Linked DNA regions of Homo sapiens: all the other regions are linked to region 3. The links are chromatin contacts, found by Hi-C or POLR2A ChIA-PET in ENCODE. All regions are on one chromosome and are shown on one strand. The core of a region is the stretch at or near the end of the contact, and the rest is flanking DNA. Distances in the headings are between cores, read along the strand shown.

The links. Hi-C counts contacts between places; a loop is a spot of excess contacts on that map. ChIA-PET counts read pairs that join two places held with the same protein, here RNA polymerase II (POLR2A). Pooled maps may share reads with other maps.
Region 1: a map of GM12878 shows a loop between it and region 3 (5-fold over the local background). The contact joins two enhancer-like sites. A Hi-C loop is called at or near these places in 1 of 168 maps with a recorded cell type or tissue (GM12878), 22 of 37 single-sample maps with no recorded cell type and 7 of 50 pooled maps. POLR2A ChIA-PET finds 5 or more read pairs at or near these places in 4 of 52 experiments (BJ, GM12878, activated naive CD4-positive, alpha-beta T cell and 1 more).
Region 2: a map of GM12878 shows a loop between it and region 3 (2.0-fold over the local background). The contact joins the promoter of TMEM181 here to the enhancer-like site in region 3. A Hi-C loop is called at or near these places in 7 of 168 maps with a recorded cell type or tissue (CD4-positive, alpha-beta memory T cell, GM12878, HepG2 and 3 more), 18 of 37 single-sample maps with no recorded cell type and 14 of 50 pooled maps. POLR2A ChIA-PET finds 5 or more read pairs at or near these places in 14 of 52 experiments (CD4-positive, alpha-beta memory T cell, H1, HEK293 and 9 more).

What each region holds. Positions count from the first base shown.
Region 1 is chr6:158,474,017-158,476,716 of GRCh38, reverse strand. All of the region lies in intron 6 of TULP4 (TUB like protein 4), which reads right to left. Among named protein-coding and RNA genes, the nearest start is that of TMEM181, 85 kb to the left of the region's middle. RefSeq lists enhancers at 788-867, 888-967, 1,288-1,337, 1,385-1,957. Within about 2 kb of position 1,301, at least 8 of the 41 ENCODE cell types and tissues checked have a DNase peak (open chromatin) inside an H3K27ac peak, as active enhancers do; they include GM12878, where a contact is called at or near this core.
Region 2 is chr6:158,558,787-158,561,486 of GRCh38, reverse strand. It overlaps TMEM181 (transmembrane protein 181), which reads right to left and starts at 1,396. Exons shown (of 17, transcript NM_001376852.1): 1 at 1,255-1,396. The coding sequence starts at 1,262. RefSeq lists an enhancer at 1-366 and a silencer at 786-1,705.
Region 3 is chr6:158,516,901-158,519,600 of GRCh38, reverse strand. No RefSeq gene overlaps it. Among named protein-coding and RNA genes, the nearest start is that of TMEM181, 42 kb to the left of the region's middle. Within about 2 kb of position 1,265, at least 11 of the 41 ENCODE cell types and tissues checked have a DNase peak (open chromatin) inside an H3K27ac peak, as active enhancers do; they include GM12878, where a contact is called at or near this core.

The sequences.
Region 1 (2,700 bases), core at 52-2,551, 43 kb after region 3:
AACCAAACATGTCTATAGAAAAGGCAAATAGGAAGAGAAACAGGCTGTTTACACAGCATATAAATAAATGATCTGCGGGGTTCATCACAGCAGAAGAGAGCCCACAGGTAATTAGGCAGGTAGCATGGTTGGATGAACACGGAACACAGTCGCTGGCACATCTCGAAGGCGAGGGAGGATGGTGTGACTCCAAACCAGGTAGCGCATTCGCTCGGACGACTTGGAATTCTCAGCCAAGCAGGAGTGAGAAGACGCGAAAGATTAAAGGATGGAACATTAGAACCTGGGAGAAAAAGGGCTGAAATTATTTAGCCTGGAGAAGTGAGGTCTGCAGGGTCTCAAAGGAATAATTATTATCTAGGGCAACGTTACCAGGAAATCCCCTCTTCTAAGAATGGGACAAGAACACCAACACAGGAATTTACATTAAATTAATTAGGGTGCAGCACTCATTTACTTGCCCAAGTAAGTGAAAACTTACTCTGGGAGAGGGCAGGGCACGGACACATTGATTTAATTTAATTTAGTTTGTGTAGCATATAGTCCATGTAAGATGATAAAGCAGCAAAATAAACGCTGGTACCTTTGCCATAATAATTTTAAGGCTGTGCTAGAAAAACGGGGAAGGAGTGACAGATAACAAGAACTGCCCCTCTTGTCTGAAGATTCTGAGTCATCACTGACCTGGGGAAATGAATGACTGTGATGACTGTTTGGTCAGAAGTGAGGCAGCAGGGTATGACTTCTCAGGACCCCTGTAAGTCCACAGAAAGTCCCTAACAGGTCATCTTACTTTTTAAAAGTCACATTTCTGCTGGTGTTAATTTTTCCCTGGCTGTTTACTGGTATTCCAGCCTATAAAGCCCTCGCTACAAATGTTCTGTAGTTTTGGCAAGAACAAGAGTCAAATGGCGCTAACTGCATGTGGCCACAGACACGGGGCGGGGCGTTCACTAACGCTAGTCCTGATTTTGCCACCTCACAGTCATCAATTTCCATCACTCTGTCCTCTAGGTTCATGGGTGATGGCAGAACATGAACACACTGTCTGCAGGCCCACAGACCTCACCCATGCTGAAGGTACCTCCTCCCTAAGAACCTCCGCCTACTAGGCTGAGCCGCAGCAGAACAGCACAGCTCTTCAAAGCTCCCAGATTCACGTTGTGTTTGAACAGCTGCTGTCTGCTAGGGAAAAACTCAATTGTAAGTTTGCGGTCTTAATCTCTTTCTCAAATCCCATAAAACGACTATTTTTAGAACTGATGGCTAGAACTGTGAAGCAGATGACATTCAAATCTTAATTTGCATAGGGAGGTTCACATATTTTACACGTCTAAATCTGAGGCAAAAGTGCAAGAAACTGAGCTGCATTTCAGGGAGTGTGGGTCTGGTGGAACAGGGAGAACCACTGCTCAGCTGGAAAGGACAAACTCTAGGCCACAGTGCTGGAGGCGAGTGGCCCATGGAGGGGCAGGCTTCTCCTCTGGCTTCTCCCCCTCAATGCTGAGGCTGAGCCCCGGAAAGGAAAAGATGCGGGCCAGCCCTGCCTCACCTCCCACCAGGGAGTGTGGCAATCAAGGCCTGGTGCCCGTTCCTTACTCTGCCACCTCTCCTCCTGCTAGTACACAAGACATGCCATGCGTCCAGCCAATCATTTTTTTATCTACTGAGCTGTTAGTCATTAGATAAATATTTGCTAAATGTATACAAATGGACAGATCCATGCTAGTTATAAGGGGACTGACAATGAATCAAATACATTCTCTGCCCTTGTAGAGCTTACATCCTGGCGTGGCAGGGAGAGAATAAATACAGGTGAAGTATCCTTAATCTGAAAATCTGAAACCCAAAATGCTCCAAAATCTGACTTTTGGAGTGCCAACAAGATGCTCAAAGGAAATATTCATTGGAGTATTTCGAATTTTCAGATTTGGGATGCTCACCTGATACAATGCAAATATTCTGAAATTAAAAAGAAATCTGAAATCCACAACAATTCTGGTCCTAAGCATTTCAGATAAGGAGTACTCAACCTGTATCTCAGTATCTGTGACAGGAACTACCTGATAACGTGAGGTAGTGAAATTCCGTGAAGTAAAAAACAGTGTTGAGCGAGAGCCAGAGCAACAGCAAGGGGGTCTTTTTGAAGAGAGGGAGCAGGGAGGCTGCCCTGGAGGTGGTTTGAGCAGAGGCCTGGCTGAGAGGAGAAATCTATTTAATTGGAATTGAAAGCTTCCTCACTATATTACTATTTTTGTATATAGCAGTGAGTTGGATAGAGTCTTCTGAAAATGTAGGAGGAACAAAAACCAACTATACTGGTCCTGGACAGGGAAAACCAGGCAGTGCCAGCACAGGGTTTCTGGATGACTGAGGGAGGCCTTGGGCTGAGGACTGGCTACCCGGCCACCGAGGAGGCAGATTCCTGGGACAGTCGGAGGCTCTCCAGCCTCCCTCTCCACCCTTTGTTTGTTCTTTCTGTAGCTCTCCCTAAGAAGGATGGGGGATCTGTCTTGAAGAAAATGCACCTAGTAGGATGAAATGTTTTATGTCTGTACAAACATGTGCAAAATAGTTCACTTTAAAACAGAAGAAGGGCAAGGTGCAATGGCTCATGCCTATAATCCCAGCACTTTGGGAGGCTGAGGCAGGAAGATTGCTTGAGGCAAGGAATTCAAGACCAGCTTGGGCAACATAGCA
Region 2 (2,700 bases), core at 147-2,646, 42 kb before region 3:
CTCTGCTACAAGGCCACAGTTCCACAAGACACCGTTCCAAGCAGTATTATTTACATAGGCCGCACAAGAATCTTGCCCTCTGGAGTTGTGCAGAGGCAATACTGCTAACCTACCTCCACTTGGCTTTTAAAATCTTTAAAACATCCACATAGGTCTGATATTTGATGCCATTCCAGTTTCCCAAGAGGTGCTAAAGCAACATACCAAAGTCAGAAACTTCTAAGGAAGCAGAAGGAAAAACAGATCTCTCTGTCACAGGCACTTGCGCTGAGGCAACAGGCCTGGGTGTCACTTCTCTGACCACGTCCACAGCCAGAGAAATCAGCAAAGATCCAAAGCAAAACCCTTCTGCCTCAAAAACCGCATATAAGCCAAGAAGCGCGCCCAGGCCCCTCGGAGGCTGCCTTCAGTGCAGGGAGCCGGCCCTGGAAGCCTCCTGCGCCAGGCGCGGCTGCACATATGGGCCACTCCTTCTCCCGGACTTTCTGCAACTCCACGCGGCGCTAACCCTCTGGTTAACTCCGTCTCCTTCTTTTCCAGATGCGCCCAGGGGGACACCTAGGCGACTGCTGGGTCAAAAGCAAGCTTTAGGGATGGCGTCCACGAGACCCCAAACAGGTTTTTCCTCATTAAAAACCCTGGACTTCAAAGAGGTAAAGAAAAAAAAAAAAGCCCAAAGTCAGCAGATCGTAAAACGCATAAAACTCATATAACTCGACACCCCGAGTCCAAAGGGGCTGTTGCGGCAGGCTCCCCGGTGCCCACGTCACCAATCGCCTCTGAGAGCCTCGCACCCGGCGCTGGGCGAGACCGCAGGGCAGCGCGGGGCGCTCTCGATACCGAGGGGACGACGGGGCGGGGCCTTTCCGGCAGGAGAGGCTGCCCGGGAGGCGGCGGGACTCCGTGCGGGCGGCCACCCTACGCCGGGGAAGGGCCGCAGCGCCCCCGGTTCTCTCGGCCCCCCGGTGAGCGCTGTGGCTCGCAGCCCCGTCCCGGAACCCCGACCGCATCCCGGTCTCTAACCGCGGCCGGGCGGGCAGGCAGGAGGGAGCCCCGGCCCCGGTCTACTCTCGCCCCGCGCAAACACCTCCGCCTGACCCGCCCGCGAAGCCCCCTTCAGCGCCCTTTTCCCTGCCCCCAGTTCCACGTGGGCGCCAGGGACCCTGCGGCACGGCGCCGGGAGCCAGGGATCCCCAACTTTCGGCCGGAGTGTCCGGAGAGCCAGCCAGCCCGCCCGCTCGGCCGGGGACTCACGGCTCCATCTCGGCGCCCAGAGCCCTCGGCCCCGGCCCGCGCGTCCCGAGCCCGCCAGGCGCCGCGCAGCAGCCTCGGCAGCGGCAGCCGCAGCCGGAGCCGGAGCGACAGCGGCTGAGCAGCGGCCGGCCGCGGAAAACTCATCAGAGCGCGACGCCGAGATCACGTGCGCGGAAGCGACTCTCACGGCGGAAGAGGGCGCGGCGCGGTGGAAGCGGGGCCGCGGGCGCGCGGCGAGGGGGGTGGCCCTCCTTCGTGGCCCCGTGCCGGGGCGGAGCCCCACGGCCGGGAGCACCCAGGCTAGCCCTGAGCTGGGGCTCAAGACAGAAGGAATGAGTGAATGAATGACTTAGTTTACCTCTTGTCCCTAGGGCAGGTAAACAGCGCATTCATTCACTCCTACTTCCCGAGTGTCGGGGCGTAAGGATGGGCCTCGGGAGTCCACGAATGCCCTGCAGTTGTCTGGAAAACACTATGGGTGTCTGCATTTTTCTAGGGAGAGGAGCTATAGCTGTATATTCATTCCCTAAGGGTCTTGTGACCCCAAAAAAGGTTAAAAGCCAGGACAAACTTCTGCCACCCCGAATGATGACAGGAACCTTCCGGGCTCTTTCTGGTAGCTTCTCCCGCAAGCCGCTTCTAGACTGCAGCTAGACCAGTGGACCAAAAGCACTTTCCTGATTTCGCATCTTGGCTCAGTGTTCCCCATTTCTGTAATCAAGAATGGATGAGAACCAAGGTTTGGCTATTTCTGAGATTCTCTTTGGAGCATTACTCAAAATGTCCCGTGTTCCCGTGTGCTGTGGGTTTAAAGTCGGTCTGCATGAGTTAAATAAAGGACTTCCAAGCTTCCTTTGCAATGTATCCTCATTCATTCACTAAACTGTAAACAGGCTTACTATTGGCAGAAAAGTGTGGACATGAATAAGGAACAGTTCCTGCCCTCAGTGAAATTACAGGCAAAGAAAATTACCAACAGTAAGTTAGGTAGCCTTAGCTCAGGGTGCTACAGTGAGGAAGGGTGCCTAACTCGCCTTGGGGGAGTGGAGAAGGTAGGGGACAGAATGCAGAGTTTGGGCTGAATCTGGAGGGTGAGGTGGATATTAGGAAGAGGGGGGTTAAAAGGGGGAGATACCAAGCAAAGCACACCCTAAGCCAGGACACCAAGGAATAGTTACACAAAATCTCATTAGTGCTCTGAATCCTAAACCGCAACTCTTCAAGGAATAACAAAAGATTATTTCTTAAGTTCTTTTCATACATAAGCAGAGGGAAAGGGTTCTTCATAGCAACAAGACCGGAGAACAGAAACTGGGTACCTGCAGGGACAGACTGTTCACAGGGACGTGGGGCGCGGGAAGGGGTGAGTCGGAGGGAGTTCTATGAGCTAGAGCAGGGGTCCCCAACCCCGGAGCCTGTTAAATTACAGACGTGAGCCACCGCAAC
Region 3 (2,700 bases), core at 16-2,515:
TAGCCCTCCAATCAGAGTCTGGGCTTATGCTGCCCCCCAGCACACACCACACACAGCCGGGAGGTGCTGCAGGCGGCTCTCCCTGCCTCGTGACAGCTGAGGGTGACATTTCCAGGAATCTTGAGAGCCAATTTTTAAATACAGTCATTATATAAAATTAAATTGCTACTTAAGGCACATCTCTTTCCAACTCCTCCTTCAGTGAGTCTGGTGGGAATATTTATACCATGGAAATCAGCAAAAGCCACAAATCAGGGTTGATTTCATTTCATTGTTTTAGTCTAGGCTCTAGACTTAAGAATGTGATGAAGGCAGTGTTCATAATGCAATTTAAATTAAAAATGTGTCATATCTGCACCATCACATTGTAAACAGCACAAAAGAATCGAGATCTGATCTTCAAAAACTATTATCCCATTTAGCAAAGAAATGGCTTATGTCATTAATGTATGAGTAAAGTTCTAACATATGTTTATGGTGTTTCACTGAAGACACATTTTCGTTGTTTCACTTTTGTCTTGCTCAAAAATGTAAATGAAAATAACCAACATTCATGTTGAGGCTACATTTGTTTACCAATTACAATCTTAGGTTGGCTGCAAGACAAACATTTGGCAAAAATCAACAAAAGCATTAGCTATTAAGTCTGGCTATATGGAGTTATAAGAAAAATATTGTGTATTTTGTTATTGTAATTGTGTACTACACATCCTATATAGCAATACAATTTATAATGCTCATGTAAGGTATATTTATTCATTCCAAGTTTGTGTGTTTCTGGAGAGCTGGTTGTTAGCTATTTACCAACACACCACTCCACTTGTTTGCCAATTTATAACCTTCAGCTGAAAGTATTGTTCTCCTGAAGAGGGCACCAGAGGGGACGGAGCCCAAACAACAGAGAGCACTGCACGGGGAATTGGGGAGATGCTGTTTACCCAGCAGCAAGGACCTGGCAGGCTGGATAGTTTCAGTGTGAACACGAAGAAGGCTGAGTGCTGATCAGGGTGCCGTTTACATTTTATACTCACCACCTTCTATTGCGAGGCTCACTGGCACTGGTTTTGTTTATTTCCATAAACATACAATAAAATGATCCTCCAGATCATCTTCGGGAACCTGGACAAAGTCTGGACAAAATGAACCCATCTTCGGAGTATCATCTCCCTCATGGGAAGGTGACTGCAAAGGAGAAAGGAAGTTAAAAGCAAAGGTCGGGGCAGGCGCAGCCGCGCAGCCTCACCCGGGCTCGTCTGTGACTCATTTCCCTGGAGGGGAGGCTTCTATCTGAGGTGCTGGCTTCTGCTCCCTGGGGAGCCGGCGCTTGTTCTCTGTGGTTCAGGATGCTTCAAGGAGCGATTCTCAAAGAGGGGCTGCGGCCTCATGGCTCTGAGATTTGCTCCTGACTCTTTTTCAACACACACTGCCTGGATGAGAGGAAAGTCACTTACGATTTTCTATCTGAGATTTCCCCATCTTTTAACTGGGACCAAACCTTTGCAGGGGAGGAAACATTTCTTTTCCTCATCCATCACTAGGGTCATGACCAGGGCCCCCATTAACAAGAGAAAACCATACAAATTTTATTTAATACAGCCATGCACCTCATAAAGATGCTTCAGTCAACAACAGACTGAATATGCAATGGTGATCCCGTATGACTATAACACTGGATTTTAGTTGTCCCTTTTCTATGTTTAGATACAAAAATACCTCCCATTGTGTTTCAGTTGCCTGCAGTGTTCAACACAGTGACATGCTGTGCGGGTTTGCAGTCCGGAAGCAATCAGCGGCCCCACAGAGACCAAGTGTGCCGCAGGTCATGCCTCTAGGTCTGTGTAAGTGCACTCTGTGAGGTTCCCACAGTGACAAAACAGCCTAGTGACACATTTCTCAGGACATCTCTCATTGTTAAGTGATGCAAGTTTTACATGACATGGGAACCTTCAGAAATGAGGACCCAAAGACACAGACACCTGTTTTTTTGTTTGTCTGTTTTGAGATGGAGTCTCACTCTGTTGCCCAGGCTGGAGTGCAGTGGGACGATCTCAGCTCACTGCAACCTCTGCCTCCCGGGTTCCAGCGATTCTCCTGCCTCAGCCTCCTGAGTAGCTGGGATTACAGCTAATTTTTGTATTTTTAGTAGAGATGGGGTTTCACCATGTTGGCCAGGCTGGTGTCAAACTCCTGACCTCAAGTGATCCGCCCACCTCGGCCTCCCAAAGTGCTGGGATTTCAGGCGTGAGCCACTGTGTCTGGCCGACACCTGTGTATTTTTACGCTGCTAAGTCTGATGAAGAAGTCGACAGGTGTGAGGGACAGTGGGACAAAGGGGTGTGATCCCTTGGGAATAAGCTGGGGGACTCCGCAGTGCCCGTTTGTGCAGGTTCTTCTCTGTACCCCTGTGTCTTCAGAGATGGAGACATTCCTCTCCTCTGGGGGCAGGGAGGGCACCTGTGGAACAAGGGTCTTGGGCCTGCTGCAGGGGCCAGGGGATGTGGGGAAGGTGAGAGTGAACTTCCTGCTTCTGCTGTTTTCTCAAATGCCAAGGTGCCACATTCTGGGGTGTGTGTCCTGAACCCCGTCACCTTCCCTGAGAAGGGCTTGTGGGGTCTTCCTGCTGTCAGAACAAGCTATACTGTGGTTTGCGAACCTGCTGTTACATGGAGTTGGCTCTGGGTGTCATCTTTACCTTTGCCT